Linked DNA regions of Homo sapiens: region 2 is linked to region 1. A link is a loop called in an ENCODE intact Hi-C map of the cell type or tissue named here. Cell type or tissue: heart left ventricle. All regions are shown on one strand. Links, peaks and the distances in the headings refer to the core of each region. The heading gives the core; the rest is flanking DNA.

Evidence for each region. A loop is a pair of places that touch in the nucleus more often than their neighbours do. Peaks named below come from ENCODE experiments on the same cell type or tissue, not always from the same donor. Only the 100,000 strongest peaks of a DNase experiment are listed, where the experiment ranks them.
Region 2: it touches region 1 in a loop (8-fold over the local background); 2 of 110 quality-filtered maps call a loop at or near these places.

What each region holds. Positions count from the first base shown.
Region 1 is chrX:314,710-326,612 of GRCh38, reverse strand. GTPBP6 (GTP binding protein 6 (putative)) reads left to right here and starts at 7,817. Exons shown (of 10, transcript NM_012227.4): 1 at 7,817-8,174; 2 at 9,562-9,699; 3 at 11,314-11,384; 4 at 11,593-11,723. The coding sequence starts at 7,826. It overlaps LINC00685 (long intergenic non-protein coding RNA 685), which reads right to left and starts at 7,468. Exons shown (of 1, transcript NR_027232.1): 1 at 5,281-7,468. In heart left ventricle, for the core only: CTCF peaks have their summits at 7,491 and 7,692; DNase peaks (open chromatin) are centred at 6,292, 6,672, 7,622, 8,312 and 2 weaker places; H3K4me3 peaks cover 3,191 bases; H3K27ac peaks cover 1,152 bases.
Region 2 is chrX:406,899-422,201 of GRCh38, reverse strand. No RefSeq gene overlaps it. Among named protein-coding and RNA genes, the nearest start is that of PPP2R3B, 28 kb to the right of the region's middle. In heart left ventricle, for the core only: a CTCF peak has its summit at 8,630; DNase peaks (open chromatin) are centred at 8,103 and 8,611; H3K4me3 peaks cover 1,032 bases; H3K27ac peaks cover 1,904 bases.

The DNA of each region.
Region 1 (11,903 bases), core at 3,904-11,903:
ACCCCCTGGCTGGGCACGGGGGCTCACGCCTGTAATCCCAGCACTTTGGGAGGCCGAGGCGGGTGGATCACCTGAGTTCGGGAGTTTGAGACCAGCCTGGCCAGCACGGAAAAACCCCTATCTCTACTAAAAATACAAAATTAACCAGGCATGGTGGCAGGTGCCTATAATCCCAGCTACTCGAGAGGCTGAGGCAGGAGAATCCCTTGAACCCCGGAGGCAGAGGCTGCAGTGAGCCGAGATCTTGCCATTGCACTCCAGCCTGGGGAACAAGAGCAAAACTCCACCTCAAAAAAAAAGAAAAACAAAAACAAAAACAAACTTGCAAACCTGTTATAAAACAGCCACCCCCTTGGCCTGACGTCGTGCCTCACGCCTGTAATCCCAGCACTTTGGGAGGCTGAGGCAGGCGGATCCCTTGAGCTCAGGATTTTGAGACCAGCCTGGCCAACGTGGTAAAACGCTGTCTCTACCAAAAATACAAAAGTTAGCCAGGTGTGGTGGTGCATGTTTGTAATCCAAGCTAGCTGGAGGGCTGGGGCAGAAGGATCACTTGAACCTGGAAGGCAGAGTTTGCAGTGAGCCGAGATCGCGCCACTACACTCCAGCCTGGGCGAGCGAGCGACACTCTGTCTCAAAAAAACAGACAACGGTCACTCCCAACCAACTCACATTAAACCCTTCTCTCAAGGGCTATGGATAAACAGTTTGAATTTTAAGAACACAAGCTGCCATGAGACATTTTAAATGTTTTTGTCAGCAAAGGGCAGAAAGTTATAAAACTCAATGACAGGAAATTGCAAACATATAAGATTATAGTAGGTAAAATATCAACCCAATCTTTTTTTTTTTTTTTTGAGACAGAGTCTGGCTCTGTCACCCAGGCTGGAGTGCAGTGCTGCAATCTCAGCTCACTGCAAGCTCCGCCTCCTGGGTTCACGCCATTCTCCCGCCTCAGCCTCCTGAGCAGCTGGGACTACAGGCACCTTCCACCACACCCAGCTAATTTTTTGTATTTTTAGTAGAGACGGGGTTTCACCGAATTAGCCAGGATGGTCTCGATCTCCTGACCTCGTGATCCACCCACCTCAGCCTCCCAAAGTGCTGGGATGACAGGCGTGAGCCACCGTGCCCGGTTTTTTTTTTTTTTTAAACACTTGTGAAGGTGCACAGGTAAATGATCAGATTTTTTTTTTTTTAAGATGGAGCCTCGCCCTGTCACCCAGGCTGGAGTACAGCAGCATGGTCTCAGCTCACTGCAACCTCTGCCTCCCGGGTTCAAGCAATTCTCCCACCTCAGCCTCCAGAGCAGCTGGGATTACAGGCACCTGCCACAACGCCCCGCTAATTTTTTGTATTTTTAGTAGAGACAGGTTCTCACTATGTTGGCCAGGTTGGTCTCGAACTCCTGACCTCAGGTGATCCACCTACCTCGGCCTCCCAAAGTGCTGGGATGACAGGCATGAGCCACCGTGCCCAGCGTAGATTTATTGGATTCTAAAATGCACAATTCTCTGTGTCTGGGTGTTTCTGAAACCAAGGTCATCTCACCATCCACAGGAATCTTTAATAGCTTTTTCCCCCCAACAGTTATTACCATCCATGGTATATGAAAGTCAAGAAAACAGGAAACTCTCAAAACCAAGTTCCGAAAGCCCTGGTGCTTCTGCTAAGCTGGCTGCGGCCTCCTGTGTGTTTCGAATACCAGCCACACTGTGGCAGCCGCATCTCACCAGGCAGGCCTCCATAACGGCTTCAGTACCGACTGAGTGGCAAAGTTACATATAAAAACCTGAAAGAGGCCGGGCGCGGTGGCTCACGCCTGTCATCCCAGCACTTTGGGAGGCCGAGGTGGGCGGATCACCTGAGGTCGGGAGTTCAAGACCAGCCTGACCAACATGGAGAAACCCCGTCTCTACTAAAAATACAGAATTTAGCCAGGCATGGTGGCAGCTGCCTGTAATCCCAGCTACTCGGGAGGCTGAGGCAGGAGAATCACTTGAACCCGGGAACCCGGGAGGCAGAGGTTTCCGTGAGCTGAGATCATACCACTACAGTCCAGCCTGGGTGACAGAGCGAGACTCTGTTTCAAAAAAAAAAAAAAGAAAAGAAAAAAAAATTGTTACAGAGAAGAGGGTCTCGCTATGCTGGCCAGGCTGGTCTCGAACCCCTGAGCTGAGGCAACCCTCCTGCGCTGGTATCCCACAGTGCTGGGATGACAGGCCTGAGCCACCGCCCCCGGCCATCTATGGCTTTTTATCTCCAACGTGAGGCAAGGAAGAGGCACAGCTCAGGAGCGAGCTGAGTCGACGGCAGATGGCGCCCAGGTCCCGAGCCAGCTGTGTCTGCAATGCGGCCACCTGCACGTCCCCTCTCATCCCAGAGCTCACCCTCCGGAGCCATCATCCCCCCAACACGCAGGGCTCACCCTCCAAAGGGCCCCTGGCGGGGTCAGGGCCTGCGTGGTGGTCCGTGGACTCGCTTACCGACCCTCCTTCTGCGCGGCCTCCTGAAGCCCTTGGATGGCTTGGAGGGCACGGGGACCAGGTACTAAAGGATAATCATGGCTACACACACGTCCCTGAGCTCACCACCTGAGGACGCCCTCATTCCGTCTCTATGAACAGGGCAGACGGAACCCAGGAGCCCAGGAGATTGATGGTTACACACACACACACACACACACACAACGTCCCTGAGCTCACCACCTGGGGACGCCCTCATTCCATCCCTATGAACAGGGCAGACGGAACCCAGGAGCCCAGGAGATTGATGGTTACACACACACACACACACACACACGTCCCTGAGCTCACCACCTGGGGACGCCCTCATTCTGTCTCTATGAACAGGGCAGACGGAACCCAGGAGCCCAGGAGATTGACGGCTACACACACACACACACACACACACACACACACACACACACACAACGTCCCTGAGCTCACCACCTGGGGACGCCCTCATTCTGTCTCTATGAACAGGGCAGACGGAACCCAGGAGCCCAGGAGATTGACGGCTACACACACACACACACACACACACACACACACACACACACACACGTCCCTGAGCTCACCACCTGGGGACGCCCTCATTCCGTCTCTCAGTCTATTAACAGGGAATACTGAGCCTGGGAGACTGTCGGCTACACACACACACCCAAGCTCACCACCTGGGGACACCCAATGCTCCTCCCCCAGCACCTTCGAAGCTCTCATTCCGTCTCTCAGTCTATTAACAGGGAAGACGGAGCCCGGGAGAGGCCTCGTCCCGCGCTGCCCCGGCGAATCTGGGTCCCGATTCTGAGTTCAGTGGTGTTAGAAATAATAGGGTATGTGCCCCCTTCAGGGTGAATATAGCTAACCCCATTTACCCAGGCTGTGCACGTCACAATTCCACTCGTGGTGTAGCTGGGACCACAGGCACCCACACACCACACCCGGCTAATTTTTAAATTTTTTTTTTGTAGATATGGGTTCTTACCATGTTGCCCATGCTGGTGTCAAACTCCTGGGCTCAAGCGATCCTCCCACCTCAGCCTCCCGAGTAGCTGGGACCACAGAAGGTCCATCCCACACCCCCACCCCACCGTCAAGCTCTCGCTTTAGGGCCCAGGCTGGAGTGCAGTGGTACAATCTCAGCTCCCAGGCTGGAGTGCAGTGGTACAATCTCAGCTCACTGCAACCTCCACCTCCCAGGTTCAAGCAATTCTCCTACCTCAGCCTCTGGAGTAGCTGGGACTACAGGTGTGTGCCACCACGCCCGGCTAATTTTTGCACATTTAGTAGAGTCAGTGTTTCTCCATGTTGGCCAGGCTGGTCTCAAATGCCTGACCTCAGGTGATCCACCCACCTCGGCCTCCCAAAGTGCTGGAATGACAGGCGTGAGCCACCGTGCCTGATCTCAGACACCTTTTGGTGCTTCTTGTTTGAGATGGGGTCTCACTCTGTCACCCAGGCTGGAGCACAGTGCTGCAATCTAAGCTCACTGCAGCCTCCACCTCCTGGGCTCAGGTGATCCTCCCACCTCAGCGTCCCGAGCAGCTGGGACCACAGGCACCCACCACCACACCAGGCTAATTTTTCTTTCTTTCTTTCTTTTTTTTTTTTTTTGTAGATAATAGGGTCTTACCATATTGCCCATGCTGGCGTCAAACTCCTGGGCTCAAGCAATCCTCCCACCTCAGCGTCCCGAGCAGCTGGGACCACAGGCACCCACCACCACACCAGGCTAATTTTTCTTTCTTTTTTTTTTTTTTTTTTTTTTTTTGTAGATAATAGGGTCTTACCATATTGCCCATGCTGGCGTCAAACTCCTGGGCTCAAGCAATCCTCCCACCTCAGCGTCCCGAGCAGCTGGGACCACAGGCACCCACCACCACGCCCGGCTTTTCTTTTTTTTTTTTTTTTTTGTAGATAATGGGGTCTTACCATATTGCCCATGCTGGTGTCAAACTCCTGGGCTCAAGCAATCCTCCCACCTCAGCGTCCCGAGCAGCTGGGACCACAGGCACCCACCACCACACCAGGCTAATTTTTCTTTCTTTTTTTTTTTTTTTTTTTTTTGTAGATAATAGGGTCTTACCATATTGCCCATGCTGGCGTCAAACTCCTGGGCTCAAGCAATCCTCCCACCTCAGCGTCCCGAGCAGCTGGGACCACAGGCACCCACCACCACACCAGGCTAATTTTTCTTTCTTTTTTTTTTTTTTTTTTTTTGTAGATAATAGGGTCTTACCATATTGCCCATGCTGGTGTCAAACTCCTGGGCTCAAGCAATCCTCCCACCTCAGCGTCCCGAGCAGCTGGGACCACAGGCACCCACCACCACGCCCGGCTTTTCTTTTTTTTTTTTTTTTGTAGATAATGGGGTCTTACCATATTGCCCATGCTGGTGTCAAACTCCTGGGCTCAAGCAATCCTCCCACCTCAGCGTCCCGAGCAGCTGGGACCACAGGCACCCACCACCACGCCCGGCTTTTCTTTTTTTTTTTTTTTTGTAGATAATGGGGTCTTACCATATTGCCCATGCTGGTGTCAAACTCCTGGGCTCAAGCAATCCTCCCACCTCAGCGTCCCGAGCAGCTGGGACCACAGGCACCCACCACCACGCCCGGCTTTTCTTTTTTTTTTTTTTTTTTGTAGATAATGGGGTCTTACCATATTGCCCATGCTGGTGTCAAACTCCTGGGCTCAAGCAATCCTCCCACCTCAGCGTCCCGAGCAGCTGGGACCACAGGCACCCACCACCACGCCCGGCTAATTTTTCTTTTCTTTTTTTTTTTTTTTTTTTGTAGATAATGGGGTCTTACCATATTGCCCATGCTGGTGTCAAACTCCTGGGCTCAAGCAATCCTCCCACCTCAGCGTCCCGAGTAGCTGGGACCACAGGCACCCACCACCATGCCACACTAAAATTTTTTTTTTGGGGGGGAGGGTAGAGAAGGGGTCTTACCATGTTGCCCAGGCTGGTGTCAAACTCCTGGGCTCAAGCGATCCTCCCACCTCAGCCTCCCGACATGTAAACGGTGGCTACATTTCCGCACAATCCCCGCGGTCTCCCTCATTCTGTTTTACAACTACTCCCACATAAAGTAACGTAGAAAGACGAGCCCCGTTATTCCCTTAGAAGGTAGACTGGAGCTTGCAGGAAGCTGTAGGATAAACATTCAGAGGCCAACTGAGATAAAACGAAACACCCAGGTGATTTTAAGCTAATCAAGAGCCCCTTTCACGTGGGTGATTTTAAACTAATCAAGAGCCTCTTTCACGCAGGTGATTTTAAACTAATCACGTTCTCCCTTCACAGAACTAAAAAGGGAGGTTAATTTACACAAACGCGCAGGCTACAGCCACCCGTCCTGCCTAGGGACTTCGGGCCAAAAATGCCACCTGTCACACCTCCAATCCAGGCGCTGCAGGGCTGTTAGGAGGGGAATTAGCAGCTGGGATACCCCGATCCTACAAGGAGGGGGGTTAGCAACCCCTCCTGAAATACCAAAAAGGCCTCGGCTTCCTGCAGACGCTTAAGGAACATGCCAATCACAACCGATTTCCTGAAAAACGCAAGAAATCCTGGTGAGGGCTGGGGTTGCAGGACGCTCTGCACACCACGGGTAACAGTTTTGGGGTAGCTTCTCTGAGACCGGCTGCCTCTTACTGTCCCCTGGACCAGGGGGGCGCCGCTCTCATCCTCCTGGCATCTCCCAGGCCCCTGCCCCACTCAGAGCTCCACCGCAGGGGCTCCCGAGGCTGGACTCAGACCCGCTGGATCCCATCCAGGCCCCCAAGGCAGCAGTGGAGACCCTCAAGGCTGGACTCCAGCCCCTAATGTAGACTCAGGGACCCCTGGGATGGATGGGTTCGAACCCCCAAAGCTGACTTCAGGACCCTCAGAGCTGGACTCCACCCTCCAAGGCAGCATTCGGGACCCTCACGGCTGGACTCGAGGCCCACGGCAGACATGAAGACCCCTGGGAGGCGTCCGGGACCCCCAGGACTGAATTTGAGGCCCCCAGGCAGACGTGGGGGCCCCTGGGCGGTGGTCAGGACGCCTGGGGCTGGACCCAACCCCCAAGGCAGACGAGGAGAACCCCCGGGCGGCATCCGGGCCCCCCAGGGCTGGACTCAAGCCCCCAAGGCTAGACGTGGGGACCCACCTGGGCGGCGACCGGGACCCCCAGAGCAGGTCTCAAGCCCCAAAGGCAGACGTGGGGGCTCCTCGGCGACGTCCAGGACCCCCAGGGCTGGACTCAAGCCCCCAAGGCTAGACACGGTGACTCCGGGGTGGCGTCCGAGACTCCCACGGGGGAACTCCAGTCTCCAAGGTAGACGTGAGGACCCCCGGGCGGCATCGGGGACCCCCAGGGCGGGACTCGAGCCCCCAAGGCAGACGCGGGGATGCCGAGGCGGCGTCCAGGACCCCCAGGGCGGGACTCGGGCCCCCAAGGCAGACGCGGGGACGCCGAGGCGGCGTCCAGGACCCCCATGGCTGGACTCGAGCCCCCAAAGCAGACATGGGGACCCCCTGGGTGGCGTCCGGGACCCTGAGAGCTGGACTCGAGCCCCCAGGGCAGACGTGGGGACTCCGGGGCAGCTTCCGGGGCCCCCACGGCGGCTCTCCAGGTTCCAGGGCAGACGTGGAGACCCCTGGGCGACGTCACGGACGCCCAGGGCGGGACTCGAGCCCCCAAGGCAGACGTAGGGACCCCTGGGCGCCGTTCTCGATCCCCGGGGCTGGAGTCAAGCCCCCGAGGCGGCGTTCCGGACTCTCGCAATCAGACTTGGACTCCACCCAGCGCGGAACGGGGTAGGACGGGAGCGAGGACGAGGTGAGTGAAGGCAGCGCTGCCGCCGCCGCCGCCGCCGCCGAGGCTCGGGGTCCTGGCGCCTACCGGGCCGGCGGCTGCACCGCGGGATGGGTCTGCCAGGAGCCGCCCACGCCGAACAAGAAGCGGCCCGGTCCCGCCTCCCCCGCCGGCAGCGCGTGCCAATCACCAGCACCTGATGCGGGGCGACCAATGAGGAGCACGCCCTGCCGGGGCGCGGCGCTAGGGAGCCCGCCCCGGCCGCACGCCAATCACCAGCACGTGACAAGGGATGACCAATGAGGATCACGCCCTATGCTGCGGAGAGGCGCTGGTGAGCACGCCCCAGCTGCACGCCAATCACTAGCACGTGACGCCGGATGACCAATGAGGAGCACGGCCTGTGCCGGGGAGAGGCGCTGGTGAGCCAGCCCCGGCCGCACGCCAATCACGAGCACGTGATGAGGAGCGGCCTGTGGGCAGCCCCCGCCCCAACGTTCAGCCTCCAGACGCGCCATGTGGGCCCTGCGGGCCGCCGTACGCCCGGGGCTGCGGCTCTCCCGCGTGGGCCGCGGCCGCTCGGCTCCGCGGGCAGCCGCGCCGTCCTGCCCCGCGCGCGCGCTAGCCGCTGTCGGCCGCAGGAGCCCCGGGAATCTGGAGGGGCCGTGGGGCGGAGGGCGGGGCCTGCGGGCGGACGGCGGCCGAAGCCGCACGGGAGACGACGAGGAGGAGCCGGAAGATGCGGACGAGAACGCCGAGGAGGAGCTGCTGCGGGGAGAGCCTCTGCTGCCGGCGGGGACCCAGCGCGTGTGTCTGGTTCACCCTGACGTCAAGTGGGGCCCGGGGAAGTCGCAGATGACTCGAGGTGACCGCGGCAGGGCTTTCGGGGGAGAAACAGGAGCTGGAGACCTGGGGGCGGGGCTCTGAGGGGAGGGGGCTCATAGGTGGAGATTCAGGGGCGGGGCTCTGAAGGGACGATCTCATAGGTGGAGATTCAGGGGCGGGGTTCTGTGGGGAGAATCTCATAGGTGGAGGCGCAAGGGCGGGGCTCTGCAGGAAGGATTTCATAGGTGGAGATTCAGGGGCGGGACTCGGGAGAATCATAGCTGGCGATGCAAGGGCGGGGCTCTGGGGAGGCTCATAGGTAGAGATTCAGGGACGGGGCTCTGACCTGAGAATCTCATAGGTGGAGACCCAGGGCGGGGCTTTGAGGGGAAGAGCTCAGGTGGCGACGTAGGGGCGGGGCTTCAGGGGGCCAGGCTCTAAGGAGAGGGTCTGATGGTTGGAGATGCCAGGGCGTGGCGCTGAGGGGCGGGGCTCTGAGGGGAAGAGCTTATGGATGGTGATGCGGGGGCGGGGCTCTGAAGGGAGGATCTCATAGGTGGAGGTGCATGGGTGGGGTTCGGGGGAGGAGCCCATGGGTGAAAGGGCGGGGCTTATGGGGAAGAGGGGAGGATATCATTGGTGGAGGTGCGTGGGCGGGGCTTCGGGGGAGGGGCCTATGGGGTAAAAGTGCGGGGGCGGAGCTTATGGGGTGGAGTCCGTGGGATGGGGTGGGGCCCGTGGGGTCCGTGGGGTGGGGTGGGGTGGGGTGGGGTGGGGTGGGGTTGGGTGGGCCGGGGCGGTTCTCGCCGATGGGACCTACGTTTCTCTTGCTCTGGGTTAGAGGTAGGCACGGTGTGTTTGAGGTCAGGGAAGGGAGGGCGTCCAGCGGACCAATCTGTGTCTAGTCCCACCCCCCACCCCCCAGGAGGAAATGCAAATGAATAAGTCGCTGCACGTGTCAGAGTCTCATAAAGGTTGATTTTTCCCTTGGAAGCTCCTGTAGTCGATGAGTGGTTTTTCTTTACGGGTGTTTTCCAAAATGGCTAATTCCTGGAACAGATGAAGCCCCGAACTGCTCAGAACAGCGCGCAGACCTCTTGCCTCTCTACTCCCCAAACCTGCCGGTGGTTCCTCAGTAATCCCCTGAGCACCCGCAGCTCCCGGGTTCCCTGCTGCGCCCGCCTGGAGCCCAAATTCCATGTAAGGCAGGGTCGCCCTCGTGTCCCGCTGTGGCTCCGGTGTCCTTCTCCCGTCAGATTCCTACTTAGAGGCCCTGGGGGGACGAAGTCATATCGGGGGACAAACGGCGGCTCAAGGTGCCTTCTCCGGGGAGATTGTCTCAAGGGCAGGAGGAGGCCTCCCCGGGCAGGTGTGGACGGGGGCCCCGGGCAGAAGCGTCTCTCACGGTGGCCCTTGTGTCCCCGCAGCCGAGTGGCAGGTGGCGGAGGCCACAGCGCTGGTGCACACGCTGGACGGCTGGTCCGTGGTGCAGACAATGGTCGTGTCCACCAAAACGCCGGACAGGAAGCTCATCTTTGGCAAAGGGAACTTTGAGCACCTGACAGGTGGGTCCGTCCAGACCTGCTCCTTCCCCAAACCTCCTTTCCTGTCCGCCGCTACCGAAAACATCCAACCGAGACATGCTGAAGTACGGGGGTCTTGCGGGGCCAGAGGGGAAGCGGCCTCTCGGATTGCCCAGGTGAGCTGGGAGCACACGCCAGTAGGAGTCGGAGGACGGTGAGGCTTTATCTGTGTCGAGATTCACACCGGGCCCTGGAGAGACTTAAACTGGTAAAGATTAGGTCGGGGCAGTTTATAGAGTCCAACAAACAGGGTAGGCGGTGGACCGGCTGTAACCCCACCTGCCCCTGCAGGCCCCAGCCAAATCCTCCTCCTGGGTGACCCCCACCCCACCAGCAGTCTCTTAGGGTGGGGTCCAGCATGCGATCCTTGCGCTTCCCAGGTTTCTGACCATCCCGCTTCCAGTAGAGTTGGGAAGACGCTACTCACTTGCCCAGGTGGGGGTCGGCTGCCCTGGGTCACCTGCCCAGGTGGGGGTCAGCTTTCCTGCCTGACTCAGATGCATCTCACCCCTGCTGGGATGTGTTCACCCTGTGTGTGTGTGTGTGTGTGTGTGTCCCCAATGGGATGTGTCCACGGTGCATGTGTGTGTGTGTCTGTCCCTGTCGGGATGTATTTACTGTGTGTGTGTCTGTGTGTGTGTCTGCGTGTGTATGTGTTTGTGTCCCTGCTGGGATGTGTTTACTGTGTTTGTGTGTGTCTCTGTGTATGTGTCTGTGTGTGTGTCTGTCCCTGTCGGGATGTATTTACTGTGTGTGTGTGTGTGTGTGTCTGCGTGTGTATGTGTTTGTGTCCCTGCCGGGATGTGTTTACTGTGTTTGTGTGTGTCTCTGTGTATGTGTCTGTGTGTGTGTCTGTCCCTGTCGGGATGTATTTACTGTGTGTGTGTGTGTGTGTCTGCGTGTGTATGTGTTTGTGTCCCTGCCGGGATGTGTTTACTGTGTTTGTGTGTGTCTCTGTGTATGTGTCTGTGTGTGTGTCTGTCCCTGTCGGGATGTATTTACTGTGTGTGTGTGTGTGTGTCTGCATGTGTATGTGTTTGTGTCCCTGCCGGGATGTGTTTACTGTGTGTGTGTGTGTGTGTCTGCGTGTGTATGTGTTTGTGTCCCTGCTGGGATGTGTTTACTGTGTTTGTGTGTGTCTCTGTGTATGTGTCTGTGTGTGTGTCTGTCCCTGTCGGGATGTATTTACTGTGTGTGTGTGTGTGTGTGTATGTGTTTGTGTCCCTGCCGGGATGTGTTTACTGTGTTTGTGTGTGTCTCTGTGTGTCTGTCTGTGTGTCTGTGTCTGTCCCTGTCGGGATGTATTTACTGTGTGTGTGTGTGTGTGTGTGTGTGTGTGTGTCTGCGTGTGTATGTGTTTGTGTCCCTGCCGGGATGTGTTCACCGTATGCATGTCTATGTCTTTGAGACACACACTCCTAGAGACACACCCCCTCCCACGCTGACTTCCTGGATCCCGGGTCTCGTGCTCAGGAAGTCGGGGATGCCTGTGAAGTGAGCTCTCCGCGGTGCATCCCACAAAGGGTATGGTGGGCTCATCCCACAGTCCACGGGTGTGGACGGCCAGCCTCTGACGGGACCCCCTCTTTCTGTTAGAAAAGATCCGAGGGTCTCCAGACATCACGTGCGTCTTCCTGAACGTGGAGAGGATGGCTGCCCCGACCAAGGTACCACAGGATGTGGCTTGCTGTGTTTGTCCCCGCACTCCACGCGATGAAGGAGGGGACGCCACGGCGTCCGGCCAGGCGGGGGACAGATGGGGACAGATGGGGACACGGTGGGGTTAAGGCATTAGAGACGTCCTCCTTCCTCTCACATTGGCCACCAGGGCCCGGCCTTCCCCCGTGGCTTCTCAGTTGCTCTCTCCTTTTGCAGAAAGAACTGGAAGCCGCCTGGGGCGTGGAGGTGTTTGACCGCTTCACGGTCGTCCTGCACATCTTCCGCTGTAACGCCCGCACGAAGGAGGCCCGGCTTCAGGTGGCCCTGGCGGAGATGCCGCTGCACAGGTATCGTGGGGCCCCTGGGCCGCGCCGAGCGTCACGTCCACTCCCGGAACCCCTCCGTTCTGTAGTCACCTGTAGGGCGTTCTGGGGGTGCGTGAGGAAGAAAAGCACCATGGGGGCCGGGCGCGGTGGCTCACGCCTGTCATCCCAGCACTTTGGGAGGCCGAGGTGGGCGGATCACGA
Region 2 (15,303 bases), core at 4,249-12,248, 95 kb before region 1:
TCTTCCCCGTCTCCGAGGCCGAGCAGGTGATAAATCTTTCACCGAAGCCGGGGCTTTGCAGGACGGAGCCGGCTGCCACCTACGTGGTGTGGCTCTGGGGACCCCAGGAACTCCCCACACGCCGTCCGCGTCCAGAAATCCCCCTGCCCCACCCCAACCCGGCCGCAGGTGCCTCAAAGTCCTTCCTTTCTTCCTCAGGGTAAGAAATTAACGGCAGCTGTGAAAACACTCATTTTATCTGGGTGGCGAAATACATTAGACAGGGGCCCTGCCGTTAACACCTTCGCCCCAAGGAGTTTATCCGGATTCCCGTCAGGACCTGGGAGGTCTGGACAGAGAAGGCTCCGGGGTCCCAAGAACCAGGACAGACGGGAGGCGGGAGCAGGTGGGGGCTCTGAGAGTTTGCAGAGCGAAAGTGTTCTCACAAGGAGGGCGCTGGCGCAGGACCTCCAGCCAGGAATGCAGGGACGTCCCTTAGACGTTCTCCGACGGCCCCTCACGAGACCCTGACGTCCTGGCCTGTGTGCTGTCTGCAGCATGAAAACAGTTGTTTTTATTATTATTATTATTATTATTATTATTATTATATTATTTTTGAGACAGAGTTTTTGCTCTGTTGCCCAGCCTGGAGTGCAGGGGTGCGATCTCGGCTCACTGCAACCTCCGCCTCCCGGGTTCAAGCGATTCTCCTGCCTCAGCCTCTCCTGAGTAACTGGGATTGCAGGCACCTGCCACCACCACGCCCGGCTAATTTTGTATTTTTAGTAGAGACAGGGTTTCTCCATGTTGGTCAGGCTGGTCTCGAGCTCCCTACCTCATGATCCGCCCGCCTCGGCCTCCCGAAGCGCTGGGATGACAGGCGTGCACCACCATGCCCGGCTAAGTTGGTATTTTTAGTAGAGACAGGCTTTCTCCATGTTGGTCAGGCTGCTTTTGAGCTCCTGACCTCGTGATCCGCCCGCCTCGGCCTCCCAAAGTGCTCGGATGACAGGCGTGAGCCACCACGCCCGGCTAAGTTTGTATTTTCAGTAGAGATGGGGTTTCTCCATGTTGGCCAGGATGTTCTCGAGCTCCTGACCTCATGATCCACCCGCCTCGGCCTCCCGAAGCGCTGGGATGACAGGCGTGAGCCACCGTGCCCGGCCTCTGGTTTGCAATTGTGACCGAGCTGGTAAGAGGTGGGGGCCAAGGGTTCTCAATCTGTTTTTTAAATTTTTGTGTTTTGTTTTGTTTTGTTTTCGAGACAAGATCTTGCTCTGTCGCCCAGGCTGGAGTGCGGTGGTGAGATCACAGCTCGCTACAGCCTCCAACTCCTGGGCTAAAGCGATCCTCCCACCTCAGCCTCTTCAGGAGCCGGGGCGACAGGCACCCGTGTCACTACGCCCAGCTGATCTGTCTTTTATGATTTTTAAAGACACGGTCTCGTTACGTTACCCAGGCTGGGGGACTCAAACTCGTGGCCTCCAGCGACCCTCGTGCCTCGGCCTCCCGTAGTGCTGGGACTGCAGGTGTGAGCCACCACGCCTGGCCCAAAACAAAATTTACAGAGCAGGACAAGCGCGGTGGCTCACGCCTGTCATCCCAGCACTTTGGGAGGCGGAGGCGGGCGGATCACTGGAGGTCAGGAGCTTGAGACCGGCCTGGCCGATGTGGTGAAACCTCATGTCTACCTAAAAAAACACAAAAATTAGCCGGGCATGGTGGCGGGCGTCTGTCGTCCCAGCTACTCAGGAGGCTGAGGCAGGAGAATCGCTTGAACCTGGGAGGCGGAGGTTGCAGTGAGCCGAGATCACACCACTGCACTCCAGCCTGGGCCACAGAGTGAGACTACATCTCAAAAAGAAAAGGAAAAAGAAAGAAGGAAGGAAGGAAAGGAAGGGAAGGAAAGGAAAGGAGGGAGGGAAGGGAGGTAAGGGAGGGAGGGAAGGGAGGGAAGGAAGGAAGGAAGGGAAGGAAGGAAGGGAAGGAAGGAAGGGAAGGAAGGAAGGGAAGGAAGGAAGGGAAGGAAGGAAGGGAAGGAAGGAAGAGGGGCCGGGCGCGGTGGCTCCCACCCATAATCCCAGCACTCTGGGAGGCCGAGGCGGGCGGATCACCTGGGGTCAGGAGCTTGAGACCAGCCTGGCCAACACGGTGAAACCCCGTCTCTAGTAAATATACAAAAATTAGCCGGGCGTGGTGGCAGGCGCCTGTCGTCTCAGCTATTGGGAGGCTGAGGCAGGAGGATCGCTTGAACCCGGGAGGCGGAGGTTGCAGTGAGCTGAGATCGCACCATTGCACTCCAGCCTCGGCGACACAGAGAGACTCATCTCAAAAAATAAAAATAAAAGTTCCATGGGGAAATGAGCCAGAATATGTGTATCCCCAGCTGTTCTCTAAAGACTGAGGGTATTTGTGCTGTTAGGCGTCTCAAAGTTTTCTCGAATTAATTTATTTTTTTCCTTTATCATCTTCCAGAACTTTCTGCCAGCAGCCTGCGTGCATTTCTTTTGCAAGCAGAAGGCAGCCCTTTTTTTTTTAATGTTAGAATCAAAGAGCCGGTTTCTTTCTGTCTTTGTCAGGAGGATGCGGTACGGTGACCGGGCCCCAGGGCTGCACCGACCGCGTTTTGTGGGGACAGACGTGGGCAGAGTGGCTGAGATAGGAGGGGAACAGGTGCCCTCGGGCTGGGGCAGGGAGAGGGCACTGCCACGCATCGCCCTGATCATTCTATTCTGTCGCAGAGCCGTGGGCAGGACCCCCTCGGGCAGGTGAGAGCCCCAGGTGAGCCCCCCCCGCCTCACCTGGCATGCAGGCCGGGGAGGTGACCCCACCCGCAGGTCACAGACACGGGTGTTCTTACGGGAAGCCCGGAGCGTCCTGCGTGGCGAGGTGCCCGGGGAGGCGGCGGTGGGGGGTGGATCGGCAGAAACAAGTTGTGTTCTGAGGCGCAGCGCCTGTGATGTGGGAGCCGGGCGCCCGGGGTTTGCAGACGTTTCTCGGTAATGTTTGTGCAGAAGCAAAGATCGAGCTCCTGGCTGGAGACCGTGAGGCCACTATAGAGAGACCACGGATGCTGGCTGCCGGGAAGGTGGCAATTAGCAGGATTTATGGTGTTTGCACGGCTCCCTGCGGTGGGGCATCCTCTTGGAGGCGGCCCTGGGGAGCAGCGTGGGGTCCAGACGGTGTCTCCGGCCCGGCTTCAGAACAAGCCACGCGGCGTCCGGGAGGACCCGTTGTCAGAGGCGAATGAACCGCAGTGACTCCCTCTTGACTGACGGCTGATTCCTCGCCTGCAGACGTTTACGGTCAAGGGAACGAATGCGGCTCACGCCTGGAATCCCAGCGCTCTGGGAGGCCGAGGCGGGCGGATCACGAGGTCAGGAGTTCGAGACCAGCCTGGCCAACACGGTGAAACCCCGTCTCTACTAAAAACACAAAAATTAGCCGGGCGTGGTGGCGGGTGCCTGTAATCGCAGCTGCTCAGGAGGCTGAGGCGGGAGAATCACTTGAACCCGGGAGGTGGAGGTTGCGGTGAGCAGAGATGGCACCACTGCACTCCAGCCTGGGGACAGAGTGAGACTCCATCTCAGAAAAAAAAAAAAAAAGGAAGAAATTGATAATGTTTACTGGCACGGTGGCTCACGCCTGTAATCCCAGCACGTTGGAAGGCTGAGGTGGGTGGATCACATGAGGTTGGCAGTTCGAGGCCAGCCTGACCAACATGGAGAAACCCCGTCTCTACTAAAAAAAATACAAAATTAGCCGGGCGTGGTGGCGGGCGCCTGTCATCCCAGCTACTCGGGAGGCTGAGGCAGGAGAATTCCTTGAACCCGGGAGGCGGAGGTTGAGGTGAGCTGAGATCGCACCACTGCACTCCAGCCTGGGCAACAAGAGCGAAACTCCATCTCAAAAAAAAAAAAAAAGTATTTACTAAACAGCCCCAGACTTGGGAGTGTCCAGGTATCTTAATATCTGGAGAACAAAGGCATTTTCCTAAGTTTGCTCTAAACATAATACCAATTCTCGGCCGGGCGCGGTGTTTCACGCCTGTCATCCCAGCACTTTGGGAGGCCGAGGCGGGCGGATCAGGTAGTCAGGGGTTCGAGACCAGCCTGGCCAATATGGTAAAACCCGTGTCTATTAAAAGTACAACGATTAGCCGGGTGTGGCGGGTGCCTGTAGTCCCAGCTACTCAGGAGGCTGAGGCAGGAGAATGGCTTGAACCCGGGAGGTGGAGGTTGCAGTGAGCCGAGATCGCGCCACCGCACTCCAGCCTGGGCGACAGAGCGAGACTCCATCTCAAAAAATAATAACTATAATACTGATTCTTGCAAAATATAGTAATTAAGAAAATTAATCCTTTATCACGAACCTTTGTAGCAGAGCACGTGTACCCGTATAGACAATTCTTTCTTTCTTTTTTTTTTTTTTTTGAGACAGAGTCTCGCTCTGTCGCCCAGGCTGGAGTGCAGTGGCGCGATCTCAGCTCACTGCAACCTCCGCCTCCCGGGTTCACGCCATCCTCCTGCCTCGGTCTCCCGAGTAGCTGGGACTACAGGTGCCCACCACCACGTCCGGCTAATTTTTTGTATTTTTAGTAGAGATGGAGTTTCATCGTGCTGGCCAGGCTGGTCTCGATCTCCTGACCTCGTGATCCACCCGCCCTGGCCTCCCAAACTGCTGGGATGACAGGCGTGAAACACCGCGCCCGGCCCCATTTTACTTTCTAAATAAACTTGCTTTTATTTTGCACTGCAAACTTGCCGTGAATTCTTTCTTGCACGAGATCCAGGTACCCTCTCTTGGGGTCTCAATCCGGAGACCCCAAGATGGCGTTGGCTGCCCGGTGGTCCGGGACTCAGGGGTCCACACGGGCTCTTCTGTGGCAAAAGGGGGATACCGAAGGGACGTCCTCCCTGTCAGCCTCCTGGACAGCTCAGCGTGGGCACCCGGGGAGCCCAGAGCCGCAGCCCCACACCCACCTCCCCGCCCACCAGCTCCCTACATGCTCAGAAGCAGGAGGACGTGAGTTTGAATTTGGCGACGTATCACCCTCTTGTTCTCCAAACCCAACATCAGGGCTGGGAGCCGTACTGCACACCTGTAATCCCAGCACTTTGGGAGGCCGAGATGGGAGGATCGCTGGAGCCCAGAGTTTCAGAGCAGCGTGGGCAACATAGGGAGGCCCTATCTCTACAGAAAATACAAAATGAGGCTGGCACGGTGGTGCATGCCTGTGGTCCCAGCTACTCGGGAGGCTGAGGCAGGAGGATCGCTTGAGCCCAAGGATTGGAGGCTGCAGTGAGCCAAGATCATGCCACTGCACCCCAGCCTGGGCTACATAGGGAGACCCTATCTCTACAGAAAATACGAAATGAGGCTGGCACAGTGGTGCATGCCTGTGGTCCCAGCTACTCGGGAGGCTGAGGCAGGAGGATCGCTTGAGCCCAAGGATTGGAGGCTGCAGTGAGCCAAGATCATGCCACTGCACCCCAGCCTGGGCTACATAGGGAGACCCTATCTCTACAGAAAATACAAAATGAGGCTGGCACAGTGGTGCATGCCTGTGGTCCCAGCTACTCGGGAGGCTGAGGCAGGAGGATCGCTTGAGCCCAAGGATTGGAGGCTGCAGTGAGCCAAGATCATGCCACTGCACCCCAGCCTGGGCAACAGACCAAGACCCTGCCTCGAAAAAAAAGAAAAGAAAAACCACATCCTTGAAGGTGCCAGGAGGGACGTTTATTTGGACCTCACGGAACGCTCTCTCGTCTTGGGGATCTGGGGGTGGGGGGATGGCTTCAGCGTTCACCTCCGTGCCAGACGCAGCCCCGGGCACACGGTGAACAGTTCCTAGTGGGCTGGTGATGAAGGCCTTTCGCCAGGTCCCGTTAGGTCCTCTGAGAAGTCTCCAGGGCCCCAGGGGCAGGAACAGGCTTGAAGTATTTGTGGGCTTATAAAGGTTTCCACCTGCCCGTAAAACGACGTTTACGAGAGCCCACCTCCACCTAGCAGTCACGGCCGCCTCCCCTCCTCACCCCTCCGGCGGCTCCAAATCCCTGGATTATGGAAAACGGTGTGCGTGATCTGGACTCGGAGATCTGTTAGAAATACACACATTTGGGAAGAGAGGTCAGAAAGGCAGATTTAAGAATAAAGACCTTCCCTGGGGTGGGCAGGGGTGGGGGCAGTGTAAATGAAAGGCGGGATTTGGGCGGGCAGATACATCAAGCCCAGGTGTTCAAGATCACCATGGGCAACAGAGCAAGAGTCTGTCCCTACAAAAAAATTTAAAAATTAGCTGGGAGTGGTGGCACCTGTCTGTAGTCCCAGCTCCTCAGGAAGCTGAGGCAGGAGGATCACCTGAGCCCAGGAGGTGGACGCTGCAGTGAGCTGAGATTGCACCACTGCACTCCAGCCTGGGCCACAGAGCAAGAGCCTGTCCCTACAACAAAATTAAATATTGGCCAGGTGTGATGGTGTATGTCTGTAGTCCCAGCTCCTCAGGAGGCTGAGGTGGGAGGATCACCTGAGCCCAGGAGGTGGAGGCTGCAGTGAGCGGAGATTGCACCAGTGCACTCCAGCCTGGGCCACAGAGCAAGACCCTGTCTCTACAAAAAAAATTAAATATTGGCCAGGTGTGATGGTGTATGTCTGCAGTCCCAGCTCCTCAAGAGGCTGAGGCAGGAGAATCGCTTGAACCAGGAGGCGGAGGTTGCAGTGATCCGAGATCACACCACTGCACTCCAGCCTGGGTGACAGAGCGAGACTCCGTCTCAAAAACAAACAAACGAAAAATGGCTCACACGGTGAATTTTATGTTCTGTACGTCTTACGTGCCACGGTAAACAAACAGGAAAACAAGACTCAGAAAGCATTCATCAGCCACCACGTGAAAACCACCCCTTGATCCATTTTTATAATTAATTTCAGACAGTCAGGTATTTGGTTTAAGAGCTGTGGGAGTCCACGCTACCTGGGGTGCTCGGACGCTTAATTGCAAAATAATTAGAGAAAATTGGTGACTGCTTTCATCTCTGTTTCATCTTTCAGGGTGAAAAGTGAAAATCTAGACGCTTCCGGTTCTATTCTAATGATGTTTCATACGCGGCCGCCAAGGCACAAAGCAAGCTGACCGTTTTGTACCATTTGGACTTGACTTTTTTCTAAATGTCATAAGGGAAACTTAATTCCTTTTAATTAAATGTCTTTAAAAGCCCGTCCCTTTAGTCTTTGAGCTCCTCTTCTCGGTCTCCTCCCGCGCTGTGGAGGGTACTTCCATTTTCAATAAATCCCTTCATTCCTTCCTTGCAAAAAATAAAAATAAAATAGGGCCAGGTGAGGTGGCTCACACCTGTCATCCCAGCACTCTGGGAGGCAGAGGAGGGTGGATCACCTGAGGTCAGGAGTTCGAGACCAGCCTGACCAACATGGTGAAACCCCGTCTCTACTAAAAACACAAAATTAGCCGAGCGTGGTGGTGCACGCCTGTAATCTCAGCACTTTGGGAGACTGAGGCAGGAGAATCACTTGAACCCGGGAGGCGGAGGTTGCAGTGAGCCGAGATCCCGCCACCGCACTCCAGCCTGGGCAACAAGAGTGAAACTCCGCCTCAAAAATATTAATAATAAAATAAATAAAAAATAGGCCGGGCGCGGTGGCTCACGCCTGTAGTCCCAGCACTTTGGGAGGCCGAGGCTGGCGGATCACCTGAGGTCAGGAGTTCAAGAACAGCCTGGCCGACACGGCGAGACCCCATCTCCACTAAAAATACAAAAATTAGCTGGGCGTGGTGTGGGCACCTGTCATCCCAGCTACTCGGGAGGCTGAGGCAGGAGAATCCGTTGAACCCGGGAGGCGGAGGTTGCAGTGAGCCGAGATCACACCATTGCACTCCAGCCTGGGTAACAAGAGCAAAACTCCATCTCAAAAATGATAATAATAATAATAAAATAAAAAATAAAAGGTGCCATTTCCCCTGCTCCTTTTATTTTTGACATGCTTTTCAGCATGACTGTGTACAGCAGTCGGCCCCTGCCCTGGAGTCCAGCTGCACCTGCTCCTGCCCCAGCCCCGGCTGACCGAGGTCTGTTTACGTCTCCCCAGTATCACCCAGCAACGGGGACCTAAACACAGCTGAGCAGCAAAGACAAGGGCCCCCGGGTGGTAAAGACGCAGGTCCTCTTTCCGCAGATGGCCCTGAAAAAGACCCTATGCCCCAAGGACCCGGGGTCGGGGGAGGTTTCTCCTCTGCTCTGCACCCCACATCCCGAGCTCTCGGGCAGCTCCGAGCTCAGCCGTGGGTCCTGGAGGAAGGAGGGAGACGCTGTGTTACGGTTCCCCGCGGGTGGGAACCAGTGCCCTTCTAATTCGGAAGGTGGCACATTCCCCAGGCCTGAAGTCATGCTGGCCTGGAGGGGGGCTGCCATCCTGTCCGGGGGGCCTGGCTCGTCTTGGAAGGGCAGGCATTGTGGAGGCTGGGACTCCCGGCTTCTCCCCAGCTTCCTTCCTCCCTGACCAGCCCATCGGAAAAGCAATTCCTCCTGTAGACCTCAGAGCTCCAGCGTCTCCGGCATCCACCCACCCCGGGCCTTTGCAAGCCACCCTGACCGCCGATGCCAAGCGGGATGTCTAAATCGGGCGCGTGCATTCCTGCCACTAAGCGTGGCCCTCGGTTAATCCCTGGCAGGGGGTGACTGTCTTGGCCGTGGAATGTGTGGACGGAATGTTGGGGCCGGGTGAGCTGTTGAAAGCTCGTCCCCGGCGCCCACCCGGACTCCGCAGCTCCATGGACACTATTTCCAGGATGGGGGAGCGGACAGGGCCCCTTTCAACCTTCGGAATTCCTGGCGGGGCCTCCCAGCTGTGCTCGCCATGCTTATTTAAATCTCGCTGATTTAAAAGAAAATCCTTTTCCATCTTCTTCTGGGTGGCTTGAGGCTGTGCCTAGGGGGGTCCATGGTCACCGGCTGTATTTTCACAAACCATTGATTTTTTTTTTTCTTTTTGAGACAGACTTTCGCTGTCACCCACGATCTCAGCTCACTGCAACGTCCGCCTCCCAGGTTCAAGCAATTCTCCTGCCTTACTCTCCCGAGTAGCTGGGATAACAGGCACACACCATCACACCTGGCTAATTTTTTTTTTTGTATTTTTTTTTTTAGTAGAGATGAGGTTTTGCCATACTGGCAAGGCTGGTCTTGAACTCCTGGGCTCAAGCAATCCACCGGCCTCGGCCTCCCAAAGTGCTGGGATTACAGGCAAGACCCACTGCACCTGGCCTCTACAAACAATTTAAAAATAAAATCAGCCGAGCATGGTGGCTCACGCTCGTAGTCCCAACCACTCAGGAGGCCGATATGAGAGCATCGCTTGAGGCCAGGAGTTTGAAACCAGCCTGGACAATATTGCAAGACCCCCATCTCTCAAAAAACAAATTTAAAATTGGCCAGGCATGGTGGCGCACACCTGTAGTCCCAGCTACTCGGGAGGCTGATGCAGGAGGATTGGTGGAGCCCAGAGGGTTGAGGCTGCAAGGAGCTGAGATCCCAACACTGCACTCCAGCCTGGGCAACAGAGCAAGACCTCAGCTGAAAAAATAAAGACAAGTTTGATACCGACAGTGACAGCTGTGCTCAAATTTGTGGGTTCCTAGCCCTGGAGCAGGGTTTCAATTTTTTTCTTTGAGACAGTCTCAAAAAACCAAAGAAACAAAAAACCTCTGAGATGGTTATATTTCAATTTCTCTGAGATACAGGGTGTATTACCTTGGAACACTATTGTTGCCAACTTGATCTCCCACCTACGGTGAACAAAACTTTGCGTTTGAATCCAAAAACAGGCTAGGCAAGTATATTGAGACATTCATAAAAGCTCTTTGAATCGGCAATGGGAGTCATTGCAACTTTATTTATTTACTTTTTTTTTGGAGACGAGGTTTTGGTCTGTTGCCCAGGCTGGAGTGCAGTGGTGCGATCACAGCTAACTGCAGCCTCGACCTCCTAGGCTCAGGCAATCCTCCTGCCTCAGCCTCCTGAGTAGCTGGGACTATAGGTGTGCACCGCCACAGCTGGCTAATTTTTAAGTTTGTTTTTTTTTTTTGAGACGGAGTCTCGCTCTGTCGCCCAGCCTGGAGTGCAGTGGTGCCATCTCAGCTCACTGCAAGCTCGGCCTCCCGGGTTCACCCCATTCTCCTGCCTCAGCCTCCTGAGTAGCTGGGACTATAGGTGTGCACCACCACAGCTGGCTAATTTTTAAGTTTTTTTTTGTTTGTTTGCTTGTTTCTTTGTTTTGAGATGGAGTCTCGCTCTGTCGCCCAGGCTGGAGTGCAGTGGCGCGATCTCGGTTCACTGCAAGCTCCGCTTCCCGGGTTCACGCCATTCTCCTGCCTCAGCCTCCCGAGTAGCTGGGACTACAGGCGCCGCCACCACGCCCGGCTAATTTTTTTTGTATTTTTAGTAGAGACGGGGTTTCACCGTGTTAGCCAGGATGGTCTTGATCTCCTGACCTCGTGATCCACCCGCCTCGGCCTCCCAAAGTGCTGGGATTACAGGTGTGAGCCACCGCGCCCGGCCCCAAATTATTTATTTATTTATTTATTTATTTATTTATTTATTTATTTAGACACAGTCTCACTCTGCCACCGAGGCTGGAGTGCAATGGTGTGATCTCGGCTCACTGCAACCTCCGCCTCCCGGGTTCAAGCAATTCTCCTGCCTCAGCCTTCCGAGTAGCTGCAATTACAGGTGCCCACCACCGTGACCAGGTGATTTTTGTATTTTTAGTAGAGATGGGGTTTCACCATGTTGGCCAGGCTGGTCTCAAACTCCTGACCTCAGGTGATCCGCCCACCTCGGCCTCTCAAAGCGCTGGGATGACAGGTGTGAGCCAACATGCCCGGCCTAAAAGTAGCCACTTTTAACACTATAACTAAAGCAAGCTGCTTTGGGGCAGACATCAACAACATTCTTTTTTTTTTTTTTTGAGTCGGAGTTTCAGTCTTTGTCACCCAGGCTGGAGTGAAATGTCGCGATCTCAGCTCATTGCCACCTCGGCCTCTTGGGTTCAAGCAATTCTCCTGCCTCAGACTCCTGAGTAGCTGGGATTACAGGCACATGCCACCATGCCCAGGTGATTTTTGTATTTTTAGTAGAGACAGGGTTTCGACACGTTAGCCAGGCTGGTCTCGAACTCCTGACCTCGGGTGATCCGCCCGCCTCAGCCTCCCAAAGTGCTGGGATTACAGGCGCATGCCACCATGCCTAGGTGATTTTTGTATTTTTAGTAGAGACAGGGTTTCGCCATGTTGGCCAGGCTGGTCTCGAACTCCTGACCTCAGGGGATGCACCCGCCTCAGCCTCCCAAAGTGCTGGGATTACAGGCGTGAGCCACCGTGCCCAGCCTAAAAGTAGCTGCTTTTACCACTATGAGTAAAGCAGTTGGGCAAGTGTGGTCAGCAGATTCCCAGACATAAAATCCAGGACCCAGGCTCTTTTCCACAGCTCACCGTGGAGCCCATCGCAATGCCTGGGATCCACCTGGCCACCAGGTCCTTGCACCCCACAGTCACGACAGCTGCCCTGGGTCCCCGGGGTCATGGAATTCTCCAGATCTGCCAGTCCGCCTGAATTGGAGTAGCTCTTCCCAGAAAACCTCTGCAAACCCCAGCCGAGGCTCAACAGCCCGGCTGCCACGGGTGCCGAGAACCAGGCGTGCCCACGGAGGTGAGAGCAGGTAGGAGACAGAGCTGATGCTTGGATAGGACCCACACGTTCCTCCCACCGAGAGGTCCGAAGGCAGCCAGGCGCGGTGGCTCCCGCCTGTCATCCCAGCACTTTGGGAGGCCGAGGCGTGTGGATCACCTGAGGTCAAGAGTTCAAGACCAGCCTGGCCAACATGGAGAAACCCCATTTCTACTAAAAATACAAAATTACCCAGGTGTGGTGGCGGGCACCTGTAATCCCGGCTACTCAGGAGGCTGAGGCAGGAGAATCGTTTGAACCCGGGAGGCGGAGGTTTCAGTGAGCCGAGATCACACCACTGCACTCCAGCCTGGGTGACAGAGCAAGACTCCATCTCAAAAAAAAAAAAAAGCCTGAAGGCTCCCACTGAGTGTCCTGCTTTCAAGTTAGCTGCACCCCAGCCTGCTGCGGTGGCTCACGCCTGTCATCCCAGCACTATGGGAGGCGAAGGCGGGTGGATCACTTGAGGTCAGGAGTTTGAGACCAGACTGGCCAACATGGTGAAACCCCATCTCTACTAAAAATACAAAAATTAGCCCGGGCATGGTGGCAGGTGACTGTCATCCCAGCTACTCAGGAGGCTGAGGCAGGAGAATCGCTTGAACCTGGAAGCCGGAGGTTGCAGTGAGCCGAGATCGTGCCACTGCACTCCAGCCTGGGCGACAGAGCGAGACTCTGCCTCAAAAAAAAATAAAATAAAGTAAAACAAAAATAAAATAAAATGTATTCTGATGTCTGGACACCATGGTTCATACCCATAATCCCAGCAGTTTTGGAGGCTGGGACAGGAGGATCACTTGAGGCCAGGAGTTCAAAACCAGCCTGGGCATATAGGGAGAACCTCTCTCTACAAAAAAACAAACCAAAAAAACTTAACTGGGGATGGTGTTGTGCACCTACAGTCCAAGTGTACTAGTCTGTTCTCAGGCTGCTAATAAAGGCATAACGAAGATGGGGTAATTTATAAAGGAAAGAGGTTTAATGGACTCACATTTCCGCATGGCTGGGGAGGCCTCACAATCATGGCGGAAGACGAAGAAGGAGCAAAGTCACATCTTACATGGCGGCAGGCAAAAAAAGGGCGTATAGAGGGGTGCTCCCATTTATAAAACCATCAGATCTTGGCCGGGCACGGTGGCTCACGCCTGTCATCCCAGCACTTTGGGAGGCTGAGGAGGGTAGATCACCTGAGGTGAGGAGTTTGAGATCAACGTGGCCAACATGGTGAAACCTCGTTTCTATTAAAAATACAAAAAATTAGCCAGGTGTGGTGGCGGGTGCTTGTAATCCCAGCTACTTGGGAGGCAGAGGTTGCAGTGAGCCGAGATCATGATATTGCACTCCAGCCTGGGTGACAAGAGCGAGACTCTGTCTCAAAAAAAAAAAAAAAAAAAAAAATCAGATCTCATGAGACCTATTCACTACCACGAGAACAGTCTGGGGGAAACTGACCCTATGATTCAATTCTCTCCACCTGGCCCTGCCCTTGACACGTGGGGATGATAACCGTTCAAGGTAAACCTTGGGAGGGGACATAGCCAAACCATGTCACCCAGCTACTCAGGAAAAACCGCGTCACCCAGCTACTCGGGAGAAACCGCATCACCCAGCTACTCTGGAGAAACCGCGTCACCCAGCTACTCGGGAGAAGCCGCGTCACCCAGCTACTCGGGAGAAGCCGCGTCACCCAGCTACTCGGGAGAAACGGCGTCACCAGCTACTCCGGAGAAACGGCGTCACCAGCTACTCGGGAGAAACGGCGTCACCCAGCTACTCGGGAGAAACGGCGTCACCAGCTACTCTGGAGAAACGGCGTCACCAGCTACTCGGGAGAAACGGCGTCACCAGCTACTCGGGAGAAACGGCGTCACCAGCTACTCGGGAGAAACGGCGTCACCAGCTACTCGGGAGAAACGGCGTCATTCAGCTACTCGGGAGAAACGGCGTCACTCAGCTACTCTGGAGAAACGGCGTCACTCAGCTACTCGGGAGAAACGGCGTCACCAGCTACTCGGGAGAAACGGCGTCACCAGCTACTCCGGAGAAACAACATCACCCAGCTACTCGGGAGAAACGGCGTCACCAGCTACTCTGGAGAAACAGCGTCACCAGCTACTCTGGAGAAACGGCGTCACCAGCTACTCGGGAGAAACGGCGTCACCAGCTACTCGGGAGAAACGGCGTCACCAGCTACTCGGGAGAAACGGCGTCACCAGCTACTCGGGAGAAACGGCGTCACCAGCTACTCTGGAGAAACGGCGTCACTCAGCTACTCTGGAGAAACGGCGTCACCAGCTACTCGGGAGAAACGGCGTCACCAGCTACTCGGGAGAAACGGCGTCACCAGCTACTCGGGAGAAACGGCGTCACCAGCTACTCGGGAGAAACGGCGTCACCAGCTACTCGGGAGAAACGGCGTCACCAGCTACTCGGGAGAAACGGCGTCACCAGCTACTCTGGAGAAACGGCTTCACCCAGCTACTCGGGAGAAACGGCGTCACCAGCTACTCTGGAGAAACAGCGTCACCAGCTACTCGGGAGAAACGGCGTCACCAGCTACTCGGGAGAAACGGCGTCACCAGCTACTCGGGAGAAACGGCGTCACTCAGCTACTCGGGAGAAACAGCGTCACCAGCTACTCTGGAGAAACAGCGTCACCAGCTACTCGGGAGAAACGGCGTCACCAGCTACTCGGGAGAAACGGCGTCACCCAGCTACTCGGGAGAAACGGCGTCACCAGCTACTCGGGAGAAACGGCGTCACCAGCTACTCGGGAGAAACGGCGTCACTCAGCTACTCAGGAGAAATGGCGTCACCAGCTACTCGGGAGAAACGGCGTCACTCAGCTACTCGGGAGAAACGGCGTCACTCAGCTACTCGGGAGAAACGGCGTCACCCAGCTACTCGGGAGAAACAGCATCACCAGCTACTCGGGAGAAACAGCATCACCAGCTACTCGGGAGAAACGGCGTCACCAGCTACTCGGGAGAAACGGCGTCACTCAGCTACTCGGGAGAAACAGCGTCACCAGCTACTCGGGAGAAACGGCGTCACCAGCTACTCGGGAGAAACGGCGTCACTCAGCTACTCTGGAGAAACGGCGTCACCAGCTACTCGGGAGAAACGGCGTCACCAGCTACTCGGGAGAAACGGCGTCACCAGCTACTCGGGAGAAACGGCGTCACCAGCTACTCGGGAGAAACGGCGTCACCAGCTACTCTGGAGAAACGGCTTCACCCAGCTACTCGGGAGAAACAGCGTCACCAGCTACTCTGGAGAAACAGCGTCACCAGCTACTCTGGAGAAACAGCATCACCCAGCTACTCGGGAGAAACGGCATCACCAGCTACTCTGGAGAAACGGCATCACCAGCTACTCCGGAGAAACAGCGTCACCAGCTACTCCGGAGAAACAACATCACCCAGCTACTCGGGAGAAACAGCGTCACCCAGCTACTCGGGAGAAACGGCGTCACCCAGCTACTCGGGAGAAACGGCGTCACCAGCTACTCCGGAGAAACAACATCACCCAGCTACTCGGGAGAAACAGCGTCACCCAGCTACTCGGGAGAAACAGCGTCACCCAG